Regions from separate parts of the Mus musculus genome. Here all the other regions are linked to region 2. The links are chromatin loops, found by intact Hi-C in ENCODE. Cell type or tissue: gastrocnemius. All regions are shown on one strand. Links, peaks and the distances in the headings refer to the core of each region. The heading gives the core; the rest is flanking DNA. Region 1 overlaps Trpm3 (transient receptor potential cation channel, subfamily M, member 3). Region 2 overlaps Smc5 (structural maintenance of chromosomes 5). Region 3 overlaps C330002G04Rik (a long non-coding RNA gene).

What was found. A loop is a pair of places that touch in the nucleus more often than their neighbours do. Peaks named below come from ENCODE experiments on the same cell type or tissue, not always from the same donor. Only the 100,000 strongest peaks of a DNase experiment are listed, where the experiment ranks them.
Region 1: a loop joins it to region 2, with 7 times the contacts of the local background. A loop is called at or near these places in 10 of 42 quality-filtered maps.
Region 3: a loop joins it to region 2, with 3 times the contacts of the local background. A loop is called at or near these places in 12 of 42 quality-filtered maps.

The regions. Positions count from the first base shown.
Region 1 is chr19:22,935,544-22,946,146 of GRCm38, forward strand. All of the region lies in intron 22 of Trpm3 (transient receptor potential cation channel, subfamily M, member 3), which reads left to right. Among named protein-coding and RNA genes, the nearest start is that of Gm52388, 14 kb to the left of the region's middle. In gastrocnemius, for the core only: no CTCF peak of the experiment used is centred there; DNase peaks (open chromatin) are centred at 3,399, 4,498, 5,151, 5,610 and 2 more places; H3K4me3 peaks cover 312 bases; H3K27ac peaks cover 3,634 bases.
Region 2 is chr19:23,218,845-23,229,447 of GRCm38, forward strand. It overlaps Smc5 (structural maintenance of chromosomes 5), which reads right to left. Exons shown (of 25, transcript NM_001252684.1): 16 at 10,071-10,194; 17 at 9,330-9,452. Among named protein-coding and RNA genes, the nearest start is that of Smc5, 50 kb to the right of the region's middle. In gastrocnemius, for the core only: a CTCF peak has its summit at 6,417 (motif pointing left); a DNase peak (open chromatin) is centred at 6,453.
Region 3 is chr19:23,001,297-23,011,899 of GRCm38, forward strand. All of the region lies in intron 5 of C330002G04Rik (a long non-coding RNA gene), which reads right to left. Among named protein-coding and RNA genes, the nearest start is that of C330002G04Rik, 69 kb to the right of the region's middle. In gastrocnemius, for the core only: a CTCF peak has its summit at 5,423 (motif pointing right); DNase peaks (open chromatin) are centred at 5,422 and 5,813; H3K27ac peaks cover 1,310 bases.

The DNA.
Region 1 (10,603 bases), core at 882-8,881, 280 kb before region 2:
AGCTCCATGAGGTAGCAGCTTGATAGTGGCATCTTCTGGGCTCTGGTGAGGGCTTCATGATAAATGTTGTCATAATGGTGGGAACATGTGAGGAAGAAATCACATGGCAGCACAAGAAAAAAGAGACAGATTACCAAAGAGCAAGGGCACCCTGTTTTATAAAACCCCACTCTTGAGAGAGGAAGAAATCACATGGAAGCACAAGAAAAAAGAGACAGATTACCAAAGAGCAAGGGCACCCTGTTTTATAAAACCCCACTCTTGAGAGAGCAGACCCACTCTGCATGACTACAATAAGTATCTTTTTGGGATGTCTCCATAACCTAATTACCTTCACATGGACCCCAGCTTTTAAAGGTCTCTATTGCAACAGCACACAGCATACCGAGCTTTCATTACATGATGTTGAAAAGTCAAATCACAGACAAGTTCCAGCAATCTAGAGCTGTGCATGGTGTCACAGACTTGAAATCCCAGCAGCTGGGGAGGCTGAGAAAAGAGTAGACCTGGCCCAAAAAGAAAAGAAAAACCATAGCATCATTGGTGGTAGAAACATGATTGTGCCTTCTTTAATAGCTGAGCTTGGTAGCTATAAAACAAGACTTGACACTCCCAGGAGTCTCTTCAAGATGCCATACTTGAAGCTCAAAGGGCCACTCTATCCCACCTTGGGATCTTTCATTCCACATTCTTAAATTCTTGCTTGGTACCCACAAGGCCCAAGAGGAAATCAAAAACTATTCAGATGTGGTCCTGTCTTAAGAAATGTGTACACCAGGTCAGGTAGGTAGATGTGAGCACATTTTTTTTTTTTTTTCAGAAATGACTAGATCAACATCTGATTGTTTCAAGGCAATGTGGTCTCATAGTTTACAGTGTTGCCACTGTGTCCCCAAAGTGGTCCTAGACAATCAGTAAACAGGTAGATATGACCATATGTCAATAAAACTTTATTTACAAGAACAGAAGGCAGGCCAGATCAGCCACACAGTAAGTCCCAAATAAGCCAATCAGCCGTGCAAATATATTGGTTTCTTTCTTACCATGGTCAGTTGAATTCCAGAATGGAATCCGTTTCCTTACTCAAGTTTTTTTCCAAAAGCATTAGATATGCTTACTTCCCAGGAATATTTTATTCTAATGAAATGGGCCAGCAGAGAACCCAGCACTTGTTACCTAGGTTCATGTGTGTGCGATAAAACCACACTATTTATTGGGTGGATCTGATGTCCAGAAAAGAAAAATCAGATATTACCAGGAAGTCTATGTTTACCGTATAATTCCACTTATCTCTCTTTTGAATATATCCTCTTAAAACTAGGAGGCCATCACTGAAACTGTGGGGTATGGCTTAGAATGGGTGGGGCAGGGCACAGTGCTCAGTCATCAGTGTTTCCTACTGAACATCAGTGTGGCTCTTCCTGTGAAGGTATAATCACTCTCCTCTCCACAGTCCCTAGAAACTCTGTCTCCCAGAAGCCCTGCTCCTTGTAACAGAACTCCCAGCATCACACAGCCTGGTCCCATAAGGTATGGGTGGACTGGCATTTGCTCTGGCCCACACTCATGTGTGTGTGCAGGCTTCCATTTCTCTCTCTCTCTCTCTCTCTCTCTCTCTCTTCTGTAGCTCTGCTTCAGCCAGGACACTTGAATAAACTTCCTAGATCTTTCTTTCTGTGTCTCCTTCTCCAAGCATTCTCAGATCCCTGGGAATTTGTAAGAGAACACCAGAAAGGTACACGGGCTGTCTCTGGGTTCTCAATGATAGTTTTCCTCTCCACAAAAATGGTGAGAACAAAGCCAACATCTGCTCAAAAGACAGGATGGGAAAGTGATGGGTTTGTCATCCCTTGTATTCACAGAGAACTGAATTCAGGATTTCACCTCATTCTGTGGCTACCAAACTCCACAGATGTTCAGGTCATATATTTGAAACAGGGTGTGTGTGTGTGTGTGTGTGTAGCCTTGGCTGTCCTGGAATTAGCTTTTTAGACCAGAGCAGCCTCAGACACACAGAGATCTGCCTGACTTTGCTGGGATTAAAGGTGTGTGTGTGACCACTGTCCAACCCAGTCCCTTATATAAAATGCTGCAGTGTCACACATATCTTATGAACATTCTCCTGTATATTTTAAGTCATCTCAAAACTGCGAATACCCAATACTGTGTAAGTGCTAAGAAAGTGGTTATTCTGTCTGGTTTAGGGAAACACATGTTTGGTGCAATGTTTGGGGGGGGGCTGTTTTCCAGTATTTTTCTTCCATGGCTAGTTAACACAGAGCCTCAGAAACCATGAGCCAACTATATCTCAAGGTCTTATTGCACCATATTAATTTAGCCATCTTGTAATTAAAAACTGGGTGTTCCCAATAAAAATAAGTGTGTAGGTTCCTAAATACTATGCCTCATCCATTCTTCTAATGGAAATTGCAAGTGTGGAATTATGACCTGTGGCTCTTTCTTTCGAAATCATTTCTCTGTATAGCTACAAGGGTTTTGAGATTATTGGGATAACAGTGGGACTAGAGAGTTCTTCTAGAACACTCCTCAGCAGTAGAATCATTTGTGATGGAACGGTGCTATCTGGTACTATAGCTGCTGGCCCCCTGTGGCTTCTGAGTACTTGAAATGTAGCCAGTGTGAATGAAGAACTAAAACTTCTATTTTTATCTTATTTTAATTAATTGGGATTTTAACTCAAGTAGCTGTACATCACTAGTGGATGTCCTATCAGACAGCTAAGCTGTAGGATACTTTCCTTTAGTATACCAACGTCATGGGAGCAAAAACACATCTACCTGCTCACCTTGTCGCTTCAGCAACACAAGCTGTGTCAGGCTCGAAGTAACACATCAGAAAACCTCCAGCACATGACTAAACACCCTGACGCAAGGCTCAGAGAAAAGCCATGTTGCTAACTGCATTAGGTAATCAAACAAAAAAATTTTGGTGAATAGACACCTATAGCAAGCGACATCCAAGTGCCAAGAATAGAAAGTAGCTGAGTAGTTATAAAGGAACTGCAAACTGGGGTTCAATTAAACGGGGAGGCACATGCATGCATGAGGTGAAGAGTTACGGGGAGAAACATACCCTGAAAGGGAATTCAAGAGTCGATAACATCATGAAACTTAGCTGAGTGTGGTTTTTTTTTTTAGAAAATTACAGCCAGGTTCAAGAACTATATCACTGACAAAGCCATCATTTTAATATATACACAGAGGTTGGTGGTTTGCATGTCTATAAAGAAATGAATAAAAAAGGGAGGGGGTCTTTCCTTGTGAGCTCACAGAGAAAGGAGGAGAAGGCTGTGTGAGCCGAGCAGCAGACAAGAACGGCCCCGCAGAGTCCCCCTGCTCTGAGCTGGGCCACTCCAGAGGTCATTGCTGTACATCCTGTAACCACAGCCCTTTCCAAACGCACGGTGCTCTGACCAAACACAGTAAGGCAGATGGTTGATCCTCCACCGAAAGCAGAGCCAAGGACACCCATTTTGATTATTTTAACCGATCTGTATTAACAGCAGCCAACAAACGGGCTCGTCTGCACACAGGTTAACAATTAGCAGAACATTCCTGCAAAGCACGTACATTAGTTGTTTGTCCTGAAGGCTGTGTGGAAGGAAGGAAGAAGGGACGTGCCAGGGATTTTGGAAGACAGTTGTTCCCCGGAGCAAATAGCTTCCTGCAGCTAGATTTTAGGCCGCATCTGTCAAGGGATGTTTAACTGAAACTTGCTTGGCTTTTAGCCAAATATTTGGTCTCTGCTATATGGCCCATGGTTCAAGATGAGTTCTGTATAGAAGGCACCAGCAGTTTCAGGTCAAATATGGGATTTTCAGTCTTTGCCTTAGTGACATCCTCAATTCTGATGGATAACTATTTCTTGATCTGGGCTGTAGTAACACTGGACATATTTGCTCTGTGTGTCCTCCTGTGTGGACAGTAAATCTTACCATCAACTACAGGAGAGAACACAGGGAACATCCTGCTACCCTAGTTTGAATGGGTCTATTCACTGATACTGAACATTTCCGTGTGTCAGGCTCTTTGCCAGAAGCTGGGGGTTGGGGGGGGGGGGGGTTACTTCATTGCCTTTGAAGAACAGTTAATGGGAGGATTGGCACATCAACAGAACATTACAAATTGGTGGGATTTATTTTCTATAGAGGTGACTTATAAGGAATTCACTCACAAGAAAGAAGAGTACAGTTTAATTTAGCAGTAGCTCGGGGAGCCACAACAAAGCAGAGAGGCAGAGAAAGCAAGGGAGGTCGGAGGCATTTGCCTTGGTGATAAAGAGTTAAACTGAATTGTGAATGGAATTAGGAGTTTTTCAGACAGATAAACCATTCTAATGAAAGGATGATCATGTCCGAAGTCAAAGACAGATGACAAAGCATGTCGGGTGTTCACAGATGGGGCTGGAAAGAACAAAGACAGGAGATCTCCTTCCTGTGCCAGCCAGGAGCTAATCCCCAGGTTAGTTCCACATAGGAGGCGAGGCGCTCTCAGGCCACCTGAGCCTGCCCTGGTTTGCCCTTGTTTTCTTCTGGCCTTTTATGTGGCCTCTGGCTGCACTGTCTGAGGTTTTTAAGGGAGGAGCTGGGACCAGCATCTGTATCCATCTCGTCTACTAATTCTTGGAAGAATGAATAGGGAAGAGGTTAGAAAGACAGATTGTTAGCAAACACATTACATGCCAAGCTAAGAAAGTTGGTTTCTTTCACAGTTCATCTTGTCTGGAGCCCCTTTCTAAGTGAGATCTCTAACTTAAGAAACTCAACTGTGAGAGAGGGCAGAGGGGGACAGAGAGACCACCGGCTAGAAAATACACCACTCCCATGCTCGCTTCAGAGAAACCAGAGAAGGCAGAAAAAAAAATATTCTTTGTTCCAAATCTCCCGTAACCAAGGAACAGCAAACTTCCCTTCGAAGAGCCAGGATCCCCTGACCAGGTTAAACCTGCAGACTCATCTCCCCTTAGTGTAACGCATTTGCCTGTTTGGTCTTAACTCTCCAAATAGCTGAAATCAGCATCCAGAAAGGGGGAGCTGGAAGCAGGACAGGAAATGCTGCAGCAGATGGCTCCGCCTGGGTGAAGTAGGCTTTGAGCAGCCAGAGGGCAGCATGAGGCAACTGTGTGACTGCAGGGCAGGGAGCAGGGCCCAGGCACGGTGTGGTAAAAGGACTGTGCCTACATGGTGGTTCTGCCAAGCACCTTGGCAGACATCCTGCTTTCTCCAAACACCATCCTAATGCTGCCTACACTATTTTGCTAATGCCTGTTTTAAGTATCGGGATTACTTGAAGCTCCAAAGCCCTAGGCCCCCAGTTCTCCGCCCCCCAGACCAGCATTGCCAGTTCAATCTGTGTTCTTCTCCCCACTTCCTCTCCTTTGATCCTACAGAAGTCTACAAAGTAAGGGAAGGAAGAAGAACCAATGTGTGCATGCATCTTCCTCCTTCTCTGTTCCTCTCCATCCCTCTCTTCCTGCCCTCTTTCCCCTCTGCCTCCCTCTTCACATTTTGCTTTTTCATTCTTAGTACATCCTTTTCCAGCCTACAAATGCACCAGACACGTATCACACAAGAAGCCTGAAGGTCAAAAAGGTCTTGGGACAACCACAAGAAGCTGGAATGCATCCAAAGAGGCTTTCTTGTGGCCGAAGGAAAATCTGCCAGGATCTGGAATGATACAATAACTCTCTCTTATGTTCAAGGTTGTAAGTTTGGTCCCCAACACTGCCAAATAGATGATGATGACGATGATGACGATGACGATGATGACGACGACGACGATGACAATAACCCCCCCCCCCCAAAGTACAAACCCATTACATTGATCCTCAACCAAGGACAATGTCACCACTTACCCTTACCAGAAAGGAGATATTCGATCTTAAATTTTTTTTTTGTTTTCTTTTCTTTTCTTTTATGGGATTTTTTTTATTTACATTTAAAATGTTATCCCCTTTCCCAATTTCCTCTACAGAAACCTCCTATACCGTCCCCCTTCCCCTGCTTCTATGAGGGTGATCCTCCACCCACCCACTCCTGTCTCCTCACCCTCGCATTCTCCTACTCTGCGGCATCGAGCCTTTACAGGTCCAAGGGCCTCTCGTCTCAGTGATGACCAACAAGGCCATCCTCTGTTACATATGCGGCTGGAGCCATGGGTTGTTCCATATGTACACTTTAGTTGGTGTTTTAGTCCCTGGGAGCTCTGGAGGATCTGGTTAGTTGATATTGTTGTTCTTCCTGAGATTGCAATCCCCTCCAGCTCCTTCAGTCCTTTCTCTAAGTCCTCCACTGGGGACCCCGTGCTCAGTCCAATGGTTGGCTGCAAGCATCTGCTTCTGTATTTGTCAGGCTCTGAAAGAGCCCCTCAGGAGACAGCTATACCAGGCTCCTGTCAGCAAGCACTTCATGGCATCTGCAATAGTGTCTGGGTTTGGTGACTGTATATGGAATGGATCCCCGGGTGGGGCAGTCTCTGGATGGCCTTTCCTTCAGTCTCTGCTCCACACTTTGTCTCTGTATTTCCTCTTGTGAGTATTTTGTTCCCCCTTCTAAGAAGGACCAAAGCATCCACACTGTGGTCTTCCTTCTTCTTGAGCTTCTTGTGGTCTGTGAATTGTATCTTGGGTACTCTGAGCTTTTGGGCTAACATCCACTTATTAGTGAGTGCATACCAAGTATGTTGGGTTTGTTTGTTTGTTTGTTTGTTTGTTTTGGGTTTTTTTTTTTTTTTTTTTTTTTTACGATTGGGTGACTTCACTCAGGAAGATATTTTCTAGTTTCAGCCACTTTCTTAGGAATTTCATAAAGCCATTATTTTTAATAGCCGAGTAGTACTCCATTGTATAAATGTACCACATTTTCTGTGCCCATTCCTCTGTTGAGGGACTTCTGGGTTCTTTCCAGCTTCTGGCTATTGTAAATAAGGCTGTTATGAACATAGTGGAGCATGTATCCTTATTACAATTTGGAGCATCTTCTGGGTATATGCTGGGTATATGGTATAGCTGAGTGCTCAGGTAGTACTATGTTCAATTTTCTGAGGATCCGACAGATTTATTTCCAGAGTGATTTTACCAGCTTGCAATCCCACCAACAATGGAGGAGTGTTCCTCTTTCTCCACATCCTCGGCTCTCACCTGAGGCTTTGATCTAAGCCATTCTGACTGGTGTAAGGTGGAATCTCAGGGTTGTTTTGATTTACATTTCGCGGATGACTAAGGATGTTGAACATTTCTTTAAGTACTGTTGGGCCACTCAATATTTCTCAGTTGAGAATTCTTTGTTTAGTTCTGCACCCCATTTTAATAGGGTTATTTGATTCTCTGGAATCTAATTACTTGAGTTCTTTCTATATGTTGAATATTAGCCCTCTATCGGATGTAGGGTTGGTAAAGATCTTTTCCCAATCTGTTGGTTGATGTTTTGTCTTATTGACAGTGTCCTTTGCCTTACAGAAGCTTTGCAATTTTATGAGGTCCCATTTGTCTATTGTTGATCCTAAGATCAACAAGCCATTGGTGTTCTGTTCAGGAAATTTTCCCCTGTGCCCATGTGTTCAAGACTCTTCCCCACTTTCTCTTCTATTAGTTTCAGAGTCTCTGGCTTTATGTGGAGGTCCTTGATCCACTTAGACCTGAGCTTTGTACGGAAGATAAAAAGGAATCAATTTGCATTCTTCTACTTGTATACCTCCAGCTGAGCCAGCACCATTTTTGAAAATGTTGTCTTTTTTCCATGGGATGGTTTTAGCTCCTTTGTCAAAGATCAAGTGACCATAGGTGTGTGGGTTCATTTCTGGGTCTTCATTCTATTCCACTTATCTACCTGCCTGTCTCAGTACCAATACCATACAGGTTTTATCACTATTGCTCTGTAATACAGCTTGAGGTCAGGGATGGTGATTTCCCCAGGTCTTTTATTGTTGAGAATAGTTTTCGCTATCCTGGGTTTTTTGTTATTCCAGATGAACTTGCAAATTGCTCTTTATAACTCTATGAGGAACTGAGTTGGAATTTTGATGGGGATTGCATTGAATCTATAGATTGCTTTTGGCAAGGTGGCCATTTTTACTATATTAATCCTGCCAATCTATAAGCATGGGAGATCTTTCCATTTTCTGAGATCTTCTATTCTTTCTTCAAGAACTTGAAGTTCTTGTCATACAGATCTTTCACTTACTTGGTTAGTGTCACATCAAGGTATTTTATATTATTTGTGACTATTGTGAAGGGTGTTGTTTCCCTAATTTCTTTCTCAGCCTGTTTATCCTTCGAGCAGAGGAAGGCTACTAATTTGCTTGAATTAATTTTAATCTCCAGTCAGTTTGCTGAAGCTCTTTATCAGGTTTAGGAGTTTTCTGGTGGAATTTTTGCGGTCCATAAGGATACTATCGTTATGATTTTGTCAAATGCTTTCTCAGCATCTAATGAAATGATCATTTTTTGAGTTTGTTTATGTAGTGGATTATGTTGATGGATTTCTGTATATTGAACCATCCCTGCATCCATGGGATGAAGTCCACCTGATCATGATGGATGATTATTTTGATGTGTTCTTAGATTCAGTTTTCAAAATTTTTTATTGAGTATTTTTGCATCAATACTGACAAGGAAAACTGTTCTGAAGTTATCTTTCTTTGTTGGACCTTTGTGTGGTTTAGGTATAAGCGTAATTGTGGCATCACAGAACAAACTGGGTAGTGTTCCTTCTGTTTCTATTTTGTGGAATAGTGTAAAGAGTATTGGTATTAGGTCTTCTTTGAAGGTCTGATAGACTTCTGCACTAAGACCATCTGGCCCTGGGCTTTGTTTGTTTGTTTGTTTGTTTGTTTGTTTGTTTAGAAGATTGTCCATTTTATCCAGATTTAAGTTTTTGTTGAGTATAGGCTTTTGTAGTAGGATCTGATAATTTTTTTATTTCCTCGGTTTCTGTTGTTATGTCTCCCTTTTAATTTCTAATTTAGGTAATTTGGATACTGTCTCTGCCCTCTGCTTACTTGGGCTAAGGGTTCATCTATCTTGTTAGTTTTCTCAGAGAACCAGCTCCTGGATTTTTTTAACTCTTTGTATAATTCTTTTTTTTTTTTTTTTCTATTTGGTTGATTTCAGGCCTGAGTTTGATTATTTCCTGTTGCCTACTCCTCTTGGGTGTATTTGCTTCTTTTTGTTCAAGAGCTTTCAGGTGTGCTGTCAAGATGCTAGTGTATGCTCTCTCCAGTTTCTTTTTAGAGGCACTCAGAGCTATGAGTTTGCCCCTTAGCTCTGCATTCATTGTGTCCCATAAGTTTGGGTATGCTGTGCCTTCATTTTCATTAAGTTCTAAAAAGTCTTTAATTTCTTTCTTTATTTCTTCCTTGACCAAGTTTTCATTGAGTAGAGTGATGTTCAGCTTCCATGTGTATGTGGGCTTTCTGCTGTTTTTCTTGTTATTGAAGACCAGCCTTAGTCCATGGTGATCTGATAGGATGCATGGGACAATTTCAATCTTCTTGTATCAGTTGAGGCCTGTTTTGTGACCAATTATAGGGTCAGTTTTGTAGAAGGTACCATGAGGTGCTGAGAAGTATATTCTTTTGTTTTAGGATGAAATGTTCAATAGACATCTGTTAAACCCATTTGGTTCATAACTTTTGTTAGTTTCACTGAGTTTCTGTTTAGTTTCTGTTTCCATCATCTGTCCATTAATGAGAGTGGGGTGTTGAAGTCTCCCACTATTATTGTGTGAGGTGCACTGTATGCTTTGAGTTTTAATAAAGTTTCTTTTATGAATGTGAATGCCCTTGCCTTTGAAGCATAGATGGTCAGAATTGAGAGTTCATCTTGATAGATTTTCCCGTTGAAAAGTATGAAGTGTCCTTTTTTATCTTTTGTTGAAAACTTTTGGTTGAAAGTCAATTTTATTTGATATTAGAATGGCTATTCCAGCTTATTTCTTGGGACCATTTGCTTGGAAATTTGTTTTCCAGCCTTATATTCTGCCATAGTGTCTTTGTCACTGAGGTGTGTTTCCTATATGCAGCAGAATGCTGGGTCCTGTTTACGTATCCAGTCTGTTAGTCTGTCTTTTTATTGGGGAATTGAGTCCATTGATGTTAAGAGATATTAAGGAAAAGTGATTGTTACTTCCTGTTATTTTTCTTGTTAGAGGTGGAATTATGTTTGTGTGACTATCTTCTTTTGGGTTTGTTGACAGAAGGTTGCTCTCTTGCTTTTCCTAGTGTGTAGTTTCCCTCCTTGTGTTGGAGTTTTCCATCTATTCTCCTTTGTAGGACTGGATTTTTGGAAATATATTGTGTAAATTTGGTTTTGTCATGGAATGTCTTGGTTTCTCCATCTATGGTAATTGAGAGTTTTGCTGGGTATAGTAGCCTGGGCTGGCATTTGTTTTCTCTTAGGGTCTGTATGACATCTGCCCAGGATCTGCATGACATCTGCCCAGGATCTGCTGGCTTTTCAGTCTCTGGTGAGAAGTCTGGTGTAATTCTGATAGGTCTGCCTTTATATGTTACTTGACCTCTTTCCCTTACTGTTTTCAATATTCTTTCTTTGTTTTGGGTATTTGGTGTTTTGATTATTATGTGAA
Region 2 (10,603 bases), core at 1,732-9,731:
AAAAGTACTCCTAATAACTTTTCAAATATGTTTTATCTATTTATCATTCATTCATGGACTTATTTATTTCCCCAGCAGTTAATTAGCAAGATCTATGAGATACCAATCTGTATTAAGTATTGAGTGGTGAATAGAGAAAGACTCACAGAACCATCATCCTAACAGAAACAGACATTATCTACTGAGTACCCTTGGATGAGTGTTCCCCACCTAAGTTTTCTCTCCTTTCCCTGATCCCCAACGCTACTCCATTTTGGGGAGGTAGGACTGTAGAAGCAGGGTCTTATGTAGTAGCTCAGGCTGGCTTCAAACTTGTTATCTCCCCAAGAGTGACCCTGAACTCCTGATCCTCCTGCTTCCCAAGTAAGGGGATTACAGTCACACAGCCCTATGCCTAGTCCTTGTATCTTTTATTTCCCACAACACTCCACAGTAACAGGCTGACGAGAGGGATGGAGAGATGGCTCACAACTGCCTGTAACTCCAGATCTAGGGGATCCTCTGGGTTCCATGTGCATATACCCAAGCCCCTAAATACATATATTTTAAAAAGGCAAAGTTATTCATTCATTCATTCATTCATTCATTCATTCACTCACTCACTCACTCACTCACTCACTCACTCACTCACTCATTTATTGACTTATTTATTTAAGTTTTGAGACAGGATTTCTTTGTATAGCCTTAACTGTCCCAGACTTAGCTCTATAGACCAGGCTATCCACGAACTCAAAGATCTGCTCTCCTCTCCCCTGTCCTGAGTGCTAGGAATTACAGGTGTGTGTGCCGCCACCACCACTAGGCCAGATAAAATTATTTTTAAAAAACTAATTAAAAAACCATTCAAGTTTACACATTTCGAGCTTATAATAACTCACATATTCATGCCTGCCTGTAAGAAACCCTGCCTACTCTGCTGTGAGATTGTGTCTCCTAGTAACACCAGAAGCTCCACCTGTAAAGTCTCACCAACACTGGTTGCCCAAACGTGAGTTAAAGCCCACGGAGCCTCAGTCCCACACAAAGCCCACAGGTAACAGAGTAAAGCTGGGAGCAGAAAAGGTGGCCCTCCCCAGAGAAGAGAACAAAGACTGCTTCTCCAGCATCAAATGGTCAGCCCCATACATACAAGTAATGTGGGACCCCGACTTAGAGCGTTTCTCTCTAGAAGGTAAAGCCCCTGGACGTTCCCCAAGCTTGTTTTCCCTGATCTCTAAAAATACAGCCAGAAAGAAGCTCTTTGTTCTCTATAGCCAGCAAAAAGCCTTTTTGTTTCTATACTTTACAACCAGAGATGCCTGCCTTCCTGTGCTGAGGACATGGAGATAAAAATTCAGAAAGAACTCACTCCCCACTCCTGCCTTGTAAATGTCACCAAGGACACCCGGAAGAGAAGAATTCTCCTTCCAACTCCTCCCAACTCTTCCCAACTCCTCCCAATTCCTCAGCTAGCTGTTAAAAGCCCCCTACTGTCACTGCTCAGGGTCAACTCCCCTGCCCCTCAGCTAGCTGATAGTAAAACCTCTTGCAGTTTGCATCAGGTGTGGTTTTCTCTCTGGTCACTGGGGTGCTGGCCAGCTCACCCCAGGACTTGAGCGAAGGCCCAGCTTCAGGGGCCTTACAGTAACATATGTATGTACTCAAGAGGTTGTATTTGGAAACACACACACACACACACACACACACACACACACACACACACACCCCAGATTTATATATGTGGGTGTGTAAGTAAAAATACATATACACATGCAGTAACAACTGATGAAAGAAAGGGGCCATGAATCTGAAGGAGGGAGCAAGTGGGAGGATTTAGAGGGAGGAAGGGGACCAATGTTGCAACTCTAACATCCTTTCAAACTCAAACAAACAGACTAGATTTAAATATCAAAGGTGTGGCGGGAGAGCCCCTTATCTTGGAGAAAGGGTTTCCTATAGTCCAGGCTCACCTTCAAACTTACTATGTAGCCAAAGTTAGTATTGGACTCATCTTTCTGCTTCTACCTCCCAAGTGCTGCCACCATAAGGTACTGTGCTTGCCCTATAGAGCACATGTTACATTTGTTATAATAAACGCTTTTCAGTGGAAGCAGTGTGGACAGAGTGTGTAAGCAGGAAACAGAATATAGACCAGAGGTCAGAGTGACTGAAGAAGCTGTGTCAGCTGCACAGCTTTAATGGGAGAAAATAAGAACCGGTTATGAAGAAACATTTAAAGATAGATGATTATGAATATATAGGCACTGAAGCCTCAAAGATATACTTTGTTAGTAAGTAACATAACATGACTGGAGGAGAGGCATCTATAAGGTTATAAAAATTTAGCCTTACTAAGGTGGACAAAGGCCAGTCTTTCAAGTTTTATGTATGATGAGGAGGGCATTTAATCTATCTAACTCCACTTCTAGACCAAGTATCGTCATAAGCACTATTCCACACTTACGCAGTTTTAGGAAATGTGTTATGTTATCTTTTAGATGTGGCTGAGAGGCACCAACAAACTTGCTCAATGCTATATGAGGTTTCTAATAATGAAACTATGTTTATCTCATGCTGTAGAAAACTACTAACTAATTTCCCTAAAAAGACAAAATAAAAACAAAAAACCCCAAACACTTATATGTAAGGGGTTGATGGCCTAGTCACACCTCAAGTCTATGTGATTAACATCTCTGAAGGACTTGGAGAGATCTATTATTAACAAGGTGTTTGGGTCATTTAGTTTGACAACAATCAATGAGATAAAAGTATAAAAAGTTATATACTGTATTGAACTAAAATAAAAATAAGCCCTTTTCTAATTACTAGCCTGAGAGAAATTAAAAAAAGAACTATTAAAGAGAACAAGCCACTGAAAAACTAGGTATAGATCTGAAGAGAGATTTCTCAAAACAAAAAATTTAAAATGTGTTCAACACCCTTAGCATTTAGATAAATGAAAACTATCTGAGATTCTATTTTAGCCCAATTAGAAGGCTAAGATCTAGGGAACAACTAACAATCAGAATGTGGAGAAAAGGGAGCTCTCATTCACTGATTCTCAAACTGGTGTAGCCATTATGGAATTCGTTGTAGAGAAGCTACACCTAAAATTCTGCAAACAGATCTACACATGACCCAGCCATACCACTCCTGAGCAAAAGTCCAAAGGACTTGCTATTTATCCTATTAGAGAGATACTTGCTCAGTATGTTCAGGACTGATCATTCACAATAGCTAAGAATTGGAAGCAGTCTAGGATAACACCAGTGTATGCATAATAATATTTTTGAGATACTCATAATTTTTTTAATTAGATATTTTATTTACATTTCAAATGTTATCCCCTTTCCTAGTTTCTCCTCCGAAAATCCCCTATCCTCTCCCGGCTTCCCCAGCTCCCCAACCCACCCACTCCCGCTTCCTGGCCCAGGCATTCCCCTATACTGGGGCATAGAACCTTCACAGGACCAAGGGCCTCTCCTCTCATTGATGATGGACTAGGCCATCCTCTGCTACATATGCAGCTGGAGCCACATCCCACCATTATGTTTTGATTGGTGTTTGTGGTGGTTTGTATATTCTTGGACCAGGGAGTGCAACATTTAGAGGTGTGGCCTTGTTGGAATAGGTATGACCTGGTATGTCACTGTGGGTGTGGGCATAAGATCCTCACCCTAGTTCCCTGGAAGTCAGTCTTCCACTAGCAGCCTTTGGATGAAGATGTAGAACTCTCAGCTCTGCCTGCGCCATGCCTGCCTGGATACTGTCATGCTCCCGCCTTGATGATAATGGACTGAACCTCTGAACCTGTAAGCCAGCACCAATTAAATGTTGTTTTTATAAGAATTTCCTTTGTCATGGTGTCTGTTCACAGCAGTAAAACCTTAACTAATACAGTGGTTTAGTCCTAGGGAGCTCTGGGGGTACTGGTTAGTTCATATTGTTGTTCCTCCTATGGGGCTACAAACCCCTTCAGCTCCTTGGGTACTTTCTCTAGCTCCTTCATTGGGGACCCTGTGCTCCATCCGATGGATGACTGAGAGCATCCACTTCTTTATTAGTCAGGCACTGGCAGAGCCTTTCAGGAGACAGCTGTATCAGTCTCCTGTCAGCAAGCTCTTGTTGGCATCTGCAGTAGTGGTTGTTTATGGAATGGATCCCCAAGTGGGGCAGTTTCTGAATGGTCATGCCTTCAGTCTCTGCTCCGAACTTTGTCTCTGTAACTTCTGGATAATAAATTCTATTCAGCCATAAAAACCCCCAAAACCAAAAAAAAAATAACCCTGTAGGTAAATGGACAGACTATACTAGTAACTATACTAAGTGAAGTCGATCAACCCTAGAAAGGCAAATGCTGTACATTGTGCTGCGCCTGGGGGATCCCAGAGCTCGGTGTAGAGTAACCTGGGTTGTTCCCACCACCCACAGCGTGGCTGAGAGGCATACATAGTACACATACATGTATCCAGGCATTCAAATACATACATAAAGTACTTTTTTTCTCTCGGTGTAGTTCTAGCTGTCCTGAAACTCGCTCTGTAGACCAGGCTGGCCTCAAACTCAGAAATCCGCCTGCCTCTGCCTCCTGATTGCTGGAATTAAAAGTGTGTGCCCCATTGCCTGTCTTACAAAATAATTTTTAAAAAACAAACCATACGGAAACATTGTTTTATAAACTTCATGCAAATATAACCTGTGTGTGTGCTTCATGTGGAATTATGTCACACTGAGCGATAATGTTCCTTAAAAGACTACCTAACTAATATAAATATCCAGGGTCAGGCAAGCAAATCTCCCTTGAGTTGTTGGAAAAGGGGTGTCTAGGAGACCCTCAAACAACACTGGATGACTGTCAATGTCTTTGCCTCCCAGAACTTTAAATTTTGGACACAGGACTTGGAAGAATTCTTAAAGTATCCTCTTTGAAGATTAGCTCTCATATTATGGGAAGGAGCTGTGTATGCTGCCAGGGAGAAAAGTATTCAGAAGACCTACCTAGTTGCTAAGTGTGTGAAGCACACAGTGATGGGCGAGACATCCCCAGAGGTGTGGTGATGATACTTTGTATCCTTGGGATGACAACAGCCATGGACTGGTAGTGTAAGCCTAGCCAACTACCTATAGCTGGAGATGTTACAGACCCCAGAGGAGAGAGTACGACTGTCATTCTTCTAAGCCAATGTAACTTCTAACTGTATTCTAGAGCAGCTCTTAGCCTTCATTTAAAAAGGTTCTTTTTGCAGCAAGCTGGAGGCTTCTACACAGATGGATGATTTGATAAGATGTAGAGTAAGTGAATCAGGAATGCACAGACTATAACTATCAGCACATCTATAACACAACCCTTAGACCTCAGCTGCAGAAGATGGAGAGGGAATACTTTTAGAACCAGAAGACTAGCATGCTTACTCTGAGGTACTGAGATGTGAGAAGGATGCTATAGCCACAAAAAATCTCAAAAATATATTTGATTCTACATGCCAAAGAGGATGGGAAAAATGAACAAGGCTCCACACCCAGATGAAGGCAAGCACCTAAGCAATGGCTGCTGAAGGGCGAGAACCATCTTATAGGTTCTCCAATCTCAAGTGGTCAGTCCTAATTTTTTTTGTTTGTTTGTTTTTGTTTTTCGAGAGGGTTTCTCTGTATAGCCCTGGCTGTCATGGAACTCACTTTGTAGACCAGGCTGGCCTAGAACTCAGAAATCCGCCTGCCTCTGCCTCCTGAGTGCTGGGATTAAAGGCGTGCGCCACCATGCCCGGCCATCATTCCTAATTTTATGTACATCACTAAATGTACTCGGTAGGTGTTATGTACACACAGACCATACACAAACATGCATATGTGTGTGTGGGTGTATATATTTATATAACATATAATTATAAAAAAATGAAGCAATGAACTTGAAAGGGAATTGGGGAATACTAAAGAAGTTGGAAAGGGAGTAGAATCTATGTAAATACAGTGCATTCATACATAAAATTCTCAAAATTTTTATTCAAAAATAACAAAAAATACGGGGAGAGAGGAAATAGCCAGACACTAAGTTCCATGGTAGTTAAGTAAGAAAGGAGCCCCTGACCACTTTAAGCCACAATTCTTGTTGATCCTTGTTAGTGTAACACAGGGGAAAAAAGGAATATATATTTATAGAAGATTAATCAAAAGGCTTTATTAGGATTTCTGGTCTTAAATAGTTAACTGAGTATAGAGAATAATGTATCTGTTTGGCACAAAAGAACAGCAAAATATAGAAAACATCTTCAATTAGTAGTTCAGAAAAAAAATTTCCTTAAGTATATATCTTAAAGAGACAATTATCACCTTTTATCTAAAATTCTTTCTCTGGAACGCTGAATTGTCTTAAAAGTGGTACAGAAATAGCTTGACTAATATTGAACAAGAACAACCTTTTCCTGGAAGGCCCTCTTGTGGAAGAAGAGTGCTACACACTTTCCAGTATTTGGGGATCCCAGATGGAAATACTGACTCTTTGGTTAAGAGCACTTGCTGCTCTTTAAGGACAGGTGTCCTCAAACTGACCCCCTTGCGCCCCCCCCCCTACTCCCAGCGTGGGCATTAAAGCCATGAGCCACCATGCTGGGCTCGCCCTCTCAGCCCCAGTTAGAGAAAATAGATCATGAAGTTATTTTGGTCATTTCCAACTCAAACTCTTCAAGGTTTGTATTAATCCACATCTTTATTTTATACTGAAGCTGTTTTCTTTTAGGCTAAAACTCCTAATGACATCATTTATTTCCTCACGTTTACAAAAAGAACATCACAGATATTATAACAGCTTAATTACTGAAAACAGGCAAAGATTCTCTTTGAAATTTTTTAGAATTGTTTAGAATCAATCTTTTTTTTGGAATAATTTTTTTTTCTGTAAAGCAATGCTTCTAACTCAAAGATGTTAGAATTTACTTTAAAAAATGTAGTCAAGAAATTATAGACATTTAAGTTAATAATCTGATTGCTATTTTGCTATTTATTTGAGATGGGGTCCATGCTGCCTATGCTGGTCTCAAACTCTTAAGCTCAAATGATCTTCCAGCCTCAGCCTCCTAAGTGCTGGGATTACAGTCACAAATCTGCCTGGTCTTCATTCTGTGTTCTGTATTGGTAAACAAACATCTACTCCTGAGTTGTAGTAGCCCCCGCTCTTCACCCCTCTCTTCTTACAAGTACCTTACATGATATTCATACCTCCTATAGCTTCTCGGGAGAAAGATTATCTGTTGGCTCCTTACAGTAAGTAATAGTAAAAAAAAAAATCCTTATTTCCATGTCTGAAAGTATCAATTCATATAATAATACTGAATATATCTAAAAGACAATCAGCAAATATATGCCATTTTTTTGCAACTTTCATTCCTTTTCAGAGAATTTAGCTATATATTAGACTTATAGCCACAGTTAGCACATGTATGATGTAGTTCTTACTCTTTTCAGTAAGTTTTGTTTTTCAAAGGAGTTTAAGATTCTTAAGTGTAGACAATGAAAGCATCACTAGACTGTTGTCTAGTCCATTATTGGTAGGATTTCTTTCACAGTCTCTCTCCGTTTCAGCTCTTTTCATAGTGGACTGCTGAGCATCTCTTCAGAGAAGAAACCCTGCTGGCTGTTTGTTTTAAAATTCCTACAGACTTATGTTGCCAAATTGTATTCTCGAGTTCTCAGGTGGAAATGAAGATTAACTTTGAAAATCAATACCAAGAGATTTTTTTTTATTCAAGAATTCCTTAGGGGGGCTGGAGAGATGTCTCAGCGGTTAAGAGCACTGACTGCTCTTCCAAAGGACCTGAGTTAAATTCCCAGCAACCACGTGGTGGCTCACAACCACCCGTAGCGAGATCTGACACCCTCCTCTGGAGTGTCTGAAGACAGCTACAGTGTACTTACATATAATAAATAAATAAATCTTTGCTGGGCGGTGGTGGCGCACGCCTTTAATCCCAGCACTTGGGAGGCAAAGGCAGGCGGATTTCTGAGTTTGAGGCCAGCCTGGTCTACAAAGTGAGTTTCAGGACAGCCAGGGCGATACAGAAAAACCCTGTCTCGAGAAAAAAAGAAAGAAAGAAAGAAAGAAAGAAAGAAAGAAAGAAAGAAAGAAAGAAAGAAAGAAAGAAAGAAAGAAAGGAAGGAAGGAAGAAAGAAAGGAAGAAAGAAAGAAAGAAAAGAATTCCTTGGATCACATCTGAGTTTATTTTAAGGGGAGAAGTTAGAATTAAATGGGTGAAGAAGTCATCAGTGGGCAATGGCAGAGGACTGATTGTATAGTTATAAAGTTTTGAATCATAGAACATCACCACGCCTCCCCAAACTTAAGACGAGGTCTGGTTACTGAGTGCACTCCAGGACTAATGGTGCAATCATGCTCATGTACTAGACATTCAGTAGAAGCCCTGCAGCGTGGTGGAGCTTCTTGGCTGGTAAGCACATCAGGAGAGTGACATACACACTTCCTCATGAAAAGAGCACAGAACCTGTTTAGGATTCTCTCCGAGTGCTCTGTGTGTTGTTCAGAGGTCCGTGTTTTTTTTATTAAACTACTAACCATGAAGGGTCCATGGGAAACCAGGGTTTTGTAGAAGATGGTCACAAGTACAGATGGCCTAGGATCCTTGAACTTAAAAAAGCCAGTGTGTTAAGAAAGAGCCGTCTACTGGGACATTTCTTATAAACTGTTCAGTTTGATACTAACTGCATGTGATTACCATCAAAACAGGACTGTAAGACATCAATAGGGATTTCTCAAGTTTAGTTTTGTTACTGCACAGGTCTTCCATGGATGTTTAGAATACCAAGTGTTCTTCTATTCTTGAGAAAGTAATTTAGAGATTAAAATACTAAGTAACAACAAAAACAAAAATAAAAATTAACTGCCAGCATCACCTTGACATCTTTAGGATTAAGTTTGTGTATTATTTCATACTTCTTTCCCCACACAACTTTATCATCTACTGTGAAATATTAAAGTTAAGGTTAAACTGTAGTGATTATTCATCTATCCACTCTTATAGCCTTCAAGTATTGCTTCCTCGTTTACAAAATACTGTTTTATTTTATTAATAACGATTACTCCTGTGCCTAAGAGCACAGGTGTGGCCACACTAAGTCAGCTTTCTCCTTCTACCTTTTCCCAGGTTTGAGAGATTAAACTTTGGTCATTGCCATTTCCGTGGCAAGTGATTTTCTTCAATGAGCTACCTTGATGGCCACTAAGTTTGAAATTACATAGTATACAACAACTGGACACTGAAAACAATAGCCTGCGATGTATCCTTTTAGACTAGTTTAAGGTCGGACCCTAAAATATAAAAACTAAGGGAAGAATGTCTTACTTCTGTGACGCGCAGCTGGGAAGATGACGCCATGTAATCTGCTTCTAACTTGTTCTTCTCAGAGATCACTGTAGTATTTTGAAGAATCAAATCAACTTTTTGAATTTGAAAAGAAGTGCATATCTAGAAACAAACAATCCATAAGATTTTGGTTTTTATGTTGTCTAAGTTGCTTAAGTTTTACAACCATGAAAAATGCCACAGTTCTTTTTTTCAAAACAAAATTATGAATCATGAAAAAATAACATTTTCTTGTGATTGACATCTCCATCAAATGGTTAATATAAAACTACTTTAAAAAGTTACTTTCTAAATATTTAGGTCATTTGAAAGAAAATAATTTAGCCTAATGAGTTAACTTTTAAGATTCTCTGCAAGTGGGCTGGTGAGATGGCTCAGTGGGTAAGAGCACCCGACTCCTCTTCCAAAGAGTCCAGAGTTCAAATCTCAGCAACCACATGGTGGCTCACAACCATCAGTAACAAGATCTGGCATCTCTGGAGTGTCTGAAGACAGCTACAGTGTACTTACATATAATAAATAAATTAAAAAAAAAAGATTCTCTGCAAGCATTAAAACCTAAACAAGCCGAAAATGACTATAAAAATCTCTTGCTTATATCACCAAACTAGAAAAACACTTTAAAGTGATGATTTCTCATAAAGTCCTCCAAATATTACTAAATTTTAGTATTTAGCAAGTGTTTTTAAAAAATATTGAAAATTAAGAAAAACATCTTACCTTTACAAGGCCTGTTAATTCAGTAACAAGTTTTGCTTTCTGAACATTTATTTCTTTTATTTTGGTACTTGCTTTTCGTTCTTCCTCTTCCAGATTGCAAGTATCCTGTTCCATCAGCCTTATACTGTATGACAGACACATATAATGATGGAGAGATCAGAGCTAAACAAAGGACCGAGTCCAAAGCCTTAGGTCCCCGAAGTTTTTGGGTTATATAATAATAATGGTAATCAGAAGTATAAATACTAGTTTCTAGATTAAGGACCTTTTAATACAATCAGTCAGGATCAAAATATACTGTGGAGCTATATGACCAGCAAAGTCTAGTGTCAGGAATGGTGCTGATGCAGAATATGGAGTCAGAAGGGAAGTTTGAATTCCCCACTGTCAGTCATCAAGAAGCGAAGCTGGAGCTTTAGCTTCCTCATCTGTACACTGCAGATGGAAGAAAAAACACAACATAGAATAATACCTGGCCCAGAAATTATTTATTTATTAATACAGGTTGATACTGACATTGTTCATAAAACACA
Region 3 (10,603 bases), core at 1,366-9,365, 220 kb before region 2:
GGGATCCAATGTCCTCTTCTGATGTGTCTGAAGATAGCTACAGTGTACTCATATAAATAAAATGAATCTTTTCAAAAAAGAGAGAGATCTTTTCAAAAAAGAGAGAGAATATACCATATTGAGGCTGGAGAGATGCCTCAACAGTTAAGAGCATTGGTTGTTCTTCCAGAGGATATGGATTCAGTTCAGGCCCTTGGCAAATTCCCCACTGAGCAGCATTAACACATGTCACTATATAAACCAGACTTTGCCAAGCACCATAAATAAATTATATAGACAAAGTCCCCTTGAGTGTCAAGTATGCTTTTAACATACATTCAAATTGCAAATGGCTACAAAGCCAAACTAGAGGAAACTGGGTGGGTTTCTCAGGAAGGGTGAGATTTATATTCAAATATCTCAACTGTGAAGAATGGATGGGATCTCAGGGTAAGGGGAAGATTCGAGAAAAAAAGGCATAACCTGGGGTGTTTTTTGAAAAAGTCATGAAAGCATACAGATGCAGTAGACTCTGGAAAGCAACGTGGGACTCACGGAGCTGGAGCACACCACGATGTGCGGTAAGTAAAGAGAAACAAATCCAGGAAATCAGATCCAGGCTAGAGCTCAAGATGACCCAAAAGGGCAAATCATAGAGAAAGTCGGTGTGGGGAGCAGGTGAGGCTCACTGTGGAGCTGAAAGGGCTGCACTGTGTGCTAAATATGGATGGATCTTCTGGATGCTCAACACGGAGCGAGGGGAGATGCTAACCAGTAAAAAGGGGAAAGCTGAAGATGACACCAAGGCCTTACATTTCACATTTGACCCCAAAGACAGAGTGCAGTTGTGTTTCATCAGTGTGAGCCCATCCACTTTTTCCCAAAGATGAATAACTAAGCAAATAAACTATGAATGAAACCAAGTCAGATGGGGGATGAATTGAACAAGCAAACAAACGATGACAGTCCTTGACCCAAACAGTGACAAGATGACGAGAGACTGAAGTCAAAGGTCCATGAGACCTTCAACTTGAAATTTGATCTGAGCTTGACCAGGGCCAAAAGGGCTTTAGTCATCGAGGTAGTCCTCCCTGTGTGATATGTCTGATTAAATCTCCTGTGAGCCTCTAGTCTGATACCAGCAGACAAAGTGAAAAACACAACAGTTGTTCCTATGGGGTGTTTCAGGCATATCAAGAGAACTTACTTGGTCACGGGAAGAAGCTATAGAGGGTCTCCATGGAAGGCCGCCATGTCACCAAGTCCTCATGAGCAGCTGACAGCTGGATATGCTGACTGAGAAGCTGGGTATCGAGAGCAGCAAGCCACACAACTCATAGCCATTCCACCTTGTAGGCCAAGTAGCCTAGGGACCCAATAGGTTCTTCCCTACAGCATCTGGAAGCTTGGAGCCTTCCTAACATGATCTAAATTACACTGTCCTTGCTTATGGGTATCTCTGCTCACACCCTCAAACTCAAGTTTACTTTAAAACCCCTGTCTTGCCTCATTCATTCATTCATTTTGGTTTCCGGAAACAGGTGTCTCTATAAAGTCCTGACTGTCCTGGAACTCCCTATGTAGTCCAGGCTGCCCTCAAACTCACAGAAATCTGCCTGACTCTGCTGGAATTAAAGGTGCACACCACCACATCTGGCGTACCTTGCTTATTTAGTGAACACAACCATACCCTATTCTATAATGTGTTTTCCCTAGTTCACAAAGAAATCTGATCTCTGGGGTCCTTGTGTCAGCTCTGCCAAGGGATCTATTTTGCTAAACAAGAGGTATCTGAGCTAGGTACAGAGGATGAATAGATGGAGGGATGACGTATGTTAACACACATAGGCACAAGCATATGTGCACACATATGTGCATGTGTGTGTGTGTGAGAGTGTGTGTACAAATACAATATTGCTTTATTTTTCTTTTTTGCTTTCTTTTTCATTGTTTTTGAGCCAAGGGTCTTACTCTGCAACTCTGGCTGGCCCCAAACTTACAGTACCCATTCTGCCTCATTTTCTCAAGTGCTGAGATTCCAAACATGAGCCACATTGCCTAACATCATCAATAACTTCTTTTCCTCAGAGTTCATATCTAGCCCAAGCAAAAGAAGACAACTGGTTGTCCTGTTGTAGGCTTTCAACCAGAGCTGTCTCTGCTCTCTGGGCTTCTATGCTAATGGTGGAAGCTCCTGGTGGTTCAGTTTTATTCAATCAATTTTACTGGGCCATTAGCTCAGTCTGCAGTGGACGAAAAGCAGGTCAGCTCTATCATGTTAGACAGACACTTTAAAAAAAAAAATTTTAAAAAACCAGTCTGATCTCTTTTCTAACCCATTCTCTCAATTTCTCTGCTGGCTACAAGCACTTACAGGTTGGACTATGCTCATGAATCCTAAATTTCTTGATTTATATTCATTTATTGGGATGTGCAGGAAGCTAGGAACAGTAAGGGGATACACAAGAGGTAAGGTTTGTACAACTGTTTAAAGGGGATCACAGAATAACTAAAGCTCATCTACTGTCACCAGAGGAAGGATCTGGGAGACCCAGATTAAGGCCTAACAGGACCCCACGCAGGCTGTCAAATGGAAAGCAGAGTCACCTGGAGCCTCTGTCTGCAGAGGAGCCCCACCTGACAGCTGTCTGCAGCGGAGACGCTCACGGCTCTCTGCAGCTGCTCACAAACACACCAAAGTCGACACAGCCCAACCTGAATTAAGCAAGTCGAGCTGTTCGTGATGCAGACAGTGGGAACAGTTTGCACCTTCCAGCTCTCCTGGGAAACAGTGGCTGCAACGGTAAAGCTGTGCCTGCAAATGGGAGCCTGGTAGTCACTCACGATTGCCTGGAAATCTGTCTCCTGCTCCACCATCTGAAAAGACTGTCTGCTAATAGGAGTGCCACCCATATAAAAGCAAGCAGCCCTGCCTGTGATGGCTCAGTGGGGTTGACACATTGCTCTCTTTCACAATGGGTGCTCTCAGTGAACTGGATTCACGTGCTGTTTTTCAAATCACAAGCTGCTGATCCACATGCAGAACTGTCATGTCTTAGTCATTTGTTCCCTCTATTTCTTTTATTTATTTGCATGCATATGGATATTTTGCCTGCATGCACATCTATGTACCACGTTTACACATGGTGCCTATGGACTGCAAAAAAAAGTATGTTAGATTGCCTGGAACTGGAGTTACAGAAGATGGTTTGTGAACTGCCATGTGGATATTAGGAATCAAACCCAGGTTGTCTGGAAGAGCATCCAGTGCTCTTAACCTCTGAGCCATTTCTCCAGCCCCTCTATTTCTAATTATGAAGTTGCTGAGCACACATAAACACAGAAAGAATATGAAAGTGAACATCTAGTTGGGCAATGGTGGCACACACCTTTAATCCCAGCACTCAGGAAGCAGAGGCAGGGGGATTTCTGAGTTCAAGGCCAGCCTGGTCTACAGAGTGACTTCCAGGACAGCCAGGGCTACACAGAGAAACCCTGTCTCAAAAAAAAAAAAGAAGAAGAAGAAGAAGAAAGTGAACATTTATAAACCTTCCATATTTACAATTATCAACATTTTGCTGTTTGCTTCCACCATCTCTATCTAAATTTCTTTCTAAAGCCATGTTAATCAAAGCTCTTCACTTCTGTAGACTTTAGTATCTTTCACCCAAGAATGATACCTCTCCTCTATGATGCTGTACTGTTATCATGCATAAGGAAGCAATAGCCATCCCAATGTCATCTAACATATAGTCCAAGTGAAATTTCATAGTTGTTTCTGAATTCATTTTTGTGACTATTTTTATTTTCTAAGCCAGTACATTTGATTGCCACAGCTCTTTAGCCTTTTAGACAACAGCTGCTCCCACAGGACACTCTTAATTCTCATGAAATTGAGTTTTCAAAAAATTGCAGGTCAACGATCTTGTTGACTGTCTCACATTCTGAACTCACATGGTTATTACCCAATATCTTGGTCTTATTTTCTAGTTTCTATATGTCCTATAATCTGGTGGTTAGACACACTTGGGTTAAACATGTTTGATAAAGATAGGGCTATCACTCAGTGGTAGAATGCATGTGTAGCATACACAAAACCTTGTGTTCAAAGCCTAGGGCCACAGTGGGGGAAAAAAGGAAGGAAGGGAGGAAGGGAGGGAGGAAGAAAGGAAGAGAGGAAGGGAGGAAGGGAGGAAGGGAGGAAGGGAGGGATGGACGAAGAGAAGGAGGCAGGAAGGAAGGAAGGAAGGAAGGAAGGAAGGAAGGAAGGAAGGGAAGGAAGGAAGGAAGGAAGGAAGGAAGGATGGATGGATGGATGGATGGATGGATGGATGGTGGAGAGAGAATGGAAAGTAGGCTTATTCAGTAAGAATACTTTACAAATATCTTCCATACTTTGGCATCACACACTAGGAGGTCACCAAGTTACAGTTTCCATTGGAAGTGATGCTGCCCTTGACCACATGAGTAATGTGGATACCACCAGGTTTCTACAGATAAAATATGTGTTTTGCTTTTATAATTAAAATGAAAAGTCAGAGATGATATTTGGGATCACATAACAATTTTCTTTCAACAAAGTTCGGGAAGACGGTTTCAGTATGGAGATGCATCTGACCCTCTCGGCCATTCTAAAGCTCCTTGGGTCAGTCTTACCCTCACATCTATGTGAGACAAGAAGTAGGTCAGATCTGCTTGTCGTTGCCATTGCTTCCGGCTGTCACACTTAATCACCCTTGAAAACTACTCCGGCATAGCTTGAAGAGTCTAGCCCATCTTGGGATCCTCTCACTTTTGACCAGATCCCTGTATCCAACCAAGGACCAATCCCCTCCCTCAGGGCTAGACCCGTGTATGCATGCCCTGCCCCTATCTTCCCCAATTCACACAAACACCTCTCCCCACACAGCTCACCCCAGGAATGCCACCTCACAATCAATCCAGCATGTTCTGCCTCACAAATCCCCTGGTAGAACTGATTCCATTCATTCTCTGCAAAATCCCGCGCTACAGAGCGAACAGGCACAGACCTGATGGGCCTCCCTCTCCTGTTTTTGTTTTCTTGTCTCACTGCATGTGCTTTAGTTCTTTGAAGAACCAGAAAACTGCAATATATGTAACTCATACCAGAATATCTATATGCCTAAAGCTTCTGCTAATAAGCTCAACGGTTTCCAGCATCTAAAAAGACCCAAAATAGAGCAGATCCTAATAATTATCTTCCTCTGTCCACTAAGGAGAAGGAGACAGCATTATGCCTTTCAGTGGTATGCTCGGGTGTTCTTAATGCCTCTGTCTTGGGAGTCTGAAGCCCTGAAATTTGTAGACTTTGTTAGTTTCTATCGTGTGAACACTCCACCTACTGCTGATCTTAGACTACCAGCCAAGGTAGGTCTTGACACCATAATCAGCTGTCCTGACAGCATAGCACGGCTCCAGCAGATGGCAGTGTTTGTGATAATGGCCTCCCTTCTTTTGCTGCTTAAATGCTCATCTTTTTTAAACCGGAAGTTAACACACACATACACATACACACACACACACACCCTTTTTTTTAGGTAAGTAGAATAGTATCGAGCTTTTCTGCTAATACTTCCTATATGAATAACATCAATGATGCTCAAAGTAACTACAGTATGATCGTCTCCGTGAAGGCCCAGGGCAATATGGAATTAGAATGCTATTCACTTGGGCGTCTGGACTGTTTCCAGATCAGAGCTATTAAAAATAGTAATGACTATTCTGTTGAATCTACACTTCCCATGTGAGTCTCTGACGAGTCTGTAAGTATAGCATCAACCTTAGTGGATTGCATAAATAGTTTACCAACCGTCCTCCCTCCTACTGGGTCTGGAACATTGCCCTGCTCTGTGTTGTCAGTTATTATCAGTCTATTTAGTGTTCGCCTTTGGAGAAAATGCATAATGATGTTTCATTGTGTTTTACAGTTTATTTTTTCTGATTGCTAATTACCATATTGTCTATTGTTTTTGGTCATTTGAATTCCTCCTGCATTTCAACTGCCTGTTTCTCTCATGGCTAGGTTTGTAGGGGGTATTTTCACATCCTCAAACAGCAGTCCTCTGCCAGCTATAGCAATTGCCAGAATCTCTCTTCTCCATGGCTTCTCTTTTCAAATGTTGCATTCTTTTATGAATATGCATTCTTAACTTTCCCTAAACAGAGCTTTTGTATTCTCCTCTTTAAAAAAAAAATCTACTCCCAATACAAATACCAAAATCCAAAGTAGAAACTGGAAATTACTACTGAAATGTAAAGTAGAGGTGACCTCCTTAAGCAGCTCATGCACTTCTCCAAAAGAAGCCAGGTTCACAACTTTAAAGCAATATGCCCTTCCAATATGTCTCTGTAGGTGACAACTACACCGGTCCCTTCCAAGAACTTTCACCTTCCAGGACTCAAAATTACCACCAGTCCTCTATATAGAGAAAAATACAGATTCAAATTGGTCTCTGTTGGACCCTCTTATACATCCCCTCTCCTCTGGTACCTGCAAGGATCTCGTGTTTCCATGATATACATTTGTTCAGGTGTTTTCTTTATTTTTATAGCTGAGGCCTTTCTTCATAAAGTTATTTGTGAATCTTATGCCTGTATGGGTAATAATAAGTTAACTGTCTCCGAAGCATACATACTGTGGTATGTATAGCATTACTTAGAAGCAATTCAAGAGGTAAACTAGATCCAAGTAAGCCATGCATAATGTATTACCTGACACCGCTGCCCTCAAGGGAGCTAGAATTCACTGGATATCTGTAATTGGAAGATACTTTACATACATCATGCCTAATCTCCCACGAAGTCCAACCAGGCAGCTTCTATCTACTCCAGCTTAATGGAAAGTTGAAGGCTCAAAAGTATTGTGATAAGTCAGTAAGTAAAGCATTTGCCCCACAAGTATAAAGATCTAAAGACCAGAGTTCGAATCCTCAGAACTGACATAAAAGCTAGATGGAGTGGGACCTGCCTGGAGCCCAATCTACCAGGCAGAGACAGGGAATCCCCAGTACAAGCTGGCTAGCCAGACTAACCAAAACAGTGAATTTTAGGTTCTGTGTGAGACCCTGCCTCATTATATAAGGTGGAACATTATTAAGAAAGACACCTGAGATCAACACCAGGAATACATATACAGATATGTGTACCTACACCTCACACACATACATACACTTACAATACACATACACATATGTGCACCTACATCATACACACACACACACACACATACATGTATGCATGCACCCACAACAACCAAAAGTCCAATGTCATAAGTCTAGCAAAAGAAAAAAAGAAACCCAAATTCAAACCCAACTCCCCAGATTCGCCAGAGCCTATGCCTTCCCATTGCTTTACCTCTTCAAGTACAGATAAAGCCTGGGTTTGAGTTTTCCAACTCTTTGCCCAAGGCGGGGCTCTTCAAATGGAGATCGTTGAATAGAACTAACCAAGGAACCTGTGGTGGTTTGAATGAAATGTCCCCTGTATTCTCAGGCATTTCAACAGTTGGTCCCTAGTAGATGCTGCTCTTTTGGCAGGTTTAGAAGGTGTGGCCTTATCAGTGGAGATCTTGCCTTTCCCAGTTTGCTCTCGGCTTCTTGATTGCCTTTCAAGATGGATGCTCTCAGCTGCTCCAGCTACCATGCCTGCTTGCCTCCACACTTCCCTGCTGAGACTGGTGAAGTCTCTCTTCCCTCTGAAACTGTAAACCAACAATAAACTCTTTCTTGTCTAAGTTGCCTTGGCCATGATGCCTTATCATAGCATTTGAACAGCATCTAAAGCAGACTCAAATAAGCCCCATCACTGCTCTCTGCCCACCATATTTATTTAGGCAAATACTTAATTTTAGTGATTATTTCCTGCAAATGCCTTTATAAGGAGAATATAGATTTAAAACTTGAATATAGTACTTTAGGGTGGTAATTTAAAAATAAGTATGACAGATGGGAGGAGGGATTAGGAGCCATAAATGTCCATTGCCTGAGCTTGCTGTTAATCTAACTTGAAATGCGTTAAATGTTTCCTGCTTCTACATCACAAAAGAATGACCACAACATCCCATTATTTACTGTTTTGACAACACACAATCCATCTAATCCAACTCACCTGTTGGAAAGCAAGGGCTCCTCCGAGCAAGCCAAGAGATGATAAATGGGGGATGAAGCTTTCCTGACTGCAGCTCATTCATCATGTCTCCCAGGAAGTCAGACCCAGGGGAGCAGATATATTCCATGTGGCAGACAGGAAGAAAAGAGGCCACCAGAATGGCTTCTCCAGACCTCTTAAGCTTCAGGCTACAGAATCACAATCCACTTTCCCTCCTCTTCAGCTTGTTAGTGCTAGAACCTCTCTCCTTTCCCTCTCATCGAGTCTGCTGAGATGTCTTTCAATTGTCTACTTCTCAGCTGGAGAAAAGACAGCCTGTGTTTCCTAAAGTCCGGGTCTGAGCCATCCTGTTCAACATGTGTTTTCTCATTAAATAGCTGCAACAATAACCCTATGAGGTAGTGTACTGGCTAGTTTTGTGTCAACTTGACACAGCTGGAGTTACCACAGAGAAAGGAGCTTCAGTTGAGGAAATGCCTCCATGAGATCCAACTGTAAGGCATTTTCTCAATTACTGATCAAGGGGGAAAGGCCCCTTGTGGGTGGGACCATCTCTGGGCTGGTAGTCTTGGGTTCTATAAGAGAGCAAGCTGAGCAAGCCAGGGGAGGCAAGCCAGTAAAGAACATCCCTCCGTGGCCTCTGCATCGGCTCCTGCTTTCTGACCTGTTTGAGTTTCAGTCCTGACTTCCTTGGTGATGAACAGCAGTATGGAAGTGTAAGCCAAATAAACCCTTTCCTCCCCAACTTGCTTCTTGGTCATGATGTTTGTGCAGGAATAGAAACCCTGACTAAGACAGGTAGGCATTAGTAATGGTATGGTATCATTTTAATGGAATGGTTTCTCTTGCTTGAGACACAGTGACTGGCGGCAGCATTGGGATGTAACCTCATGTCTGCTGTCAGAAAGCCTGATGACTCTTGACCTTCCTTCTGAAACTGCTTCTCCTCAATTCAGTGAGAGCTGAGGTGTACCAGCTTGGAACTAAACAACTTTGACTTCTAAAGATTTCAAGCTAGATTAAAAAAAAAAAAAAAAAACCTGATCATCGGGGCTGGAGAGATGGCTCAGAGGTTAAGAGCACTGTCTGTTCTTCCAGAGGTCCTGAATTCAATTCCCAGCAACCACATGGTGGCTCACAACCATCCGTAATGAGATCTGGTGCCCCCTTCTGGAGTGTCTGAAGACAGTGACAGTGTACTTACATATAATAAATAAATAAATCTTTAAAAAAACAAACAAACACCGTTGCATACACTAGCAAGCGTTTGCTGAAAGGACCCTGATATACCTGTCTCTTGTGAGACTAGGCCGGGGCCTAGCAAACACATAAGTGGATGCTCATAGTCAGCTATTGGATGGATTACAGGGCCCCCAATGGAGGAGCTAGAGAAAGTATCCAAGGAGCTAAAGAGATCTGCAACCCTGTAGGTGTAACAACATTATGAACTAACCAGTACCCCGGAGCTCTTGACTCTAGCTGCATATGTATCAAAAGATGGCCTAGTAGGCCATCACTGGAAAGAGGCTCATTGGACACGCAAACTTCATATGCCCCAGTACAGGGGAACGCCAGGGCCAAAAAATGGGAATGGGTGGGTAAGGGAGTGGGGGGGGAGGGTATGAGGGACTTTTGGGATAGCATTGGAAATGTAATTGAGGAAAATATGTAATAAAAAAATTAAATTAAACAAACAAACAAACAAACAAAACCTGATCATCTACTTTCAAGGGCTTCTCATTTCTCCTGTCTGCCATGACTTTCTCTCCCGAGGCCAAGCAAATCTATGTTTACAATACTCTGACTTAAGGAAGCATATCAAAACTCAAGAAGATCCAGTTGTCATGGTACACGTTATTAATGCCAGTAACTCAGAAAGATGAGGCATATGGATCTCCGTGAGTTCAAGGCCAACCTAGTCTACAGAACGAGTTCCAGGACAGTCTGTCTTTCATACACACACTCACACACACACACACACACACACACGCACCACCTTAGGTGTGGCTGGGGATATAATCTAATGTTAGAACACGCACTTAGAATACACCATGATCTAAGTTCACCACCACCACCACCCCCCCCCAGCACTACAGGGGGGGGATAAAGGCTCGAAGATGGAGCCCCTCACTGTTTTATATATCTGTAATGCCAACCGGCAAGAGGCTAACTCAAAAGGATCACTTGAGTTCCAGTAAGTTACAACCAATCTGAGAACATTGTAAGAGCTTCTCTCAGCAAGCAAATAAGCCCTCAAGCATGCATATTGGCATTCTGATCGGAGTCAACACTAAATCTGCCTAACTTAAACGAAGTACTTACAGACCGCTGTCTCACCTAGGATTTTATCTCTAAGTGCTGCTAGGAGTATTATAGCTGTTATTGACCGCAGAGTTGCTTTGAAAACTCTGAGCTGCTCCAGCCTTCTTGCTTCAGTCAAAGTCAAGTCTAGCAAGGGTGAGTGATTTGCTCGGGCCAAGAACTCTGAGTGGCTTTT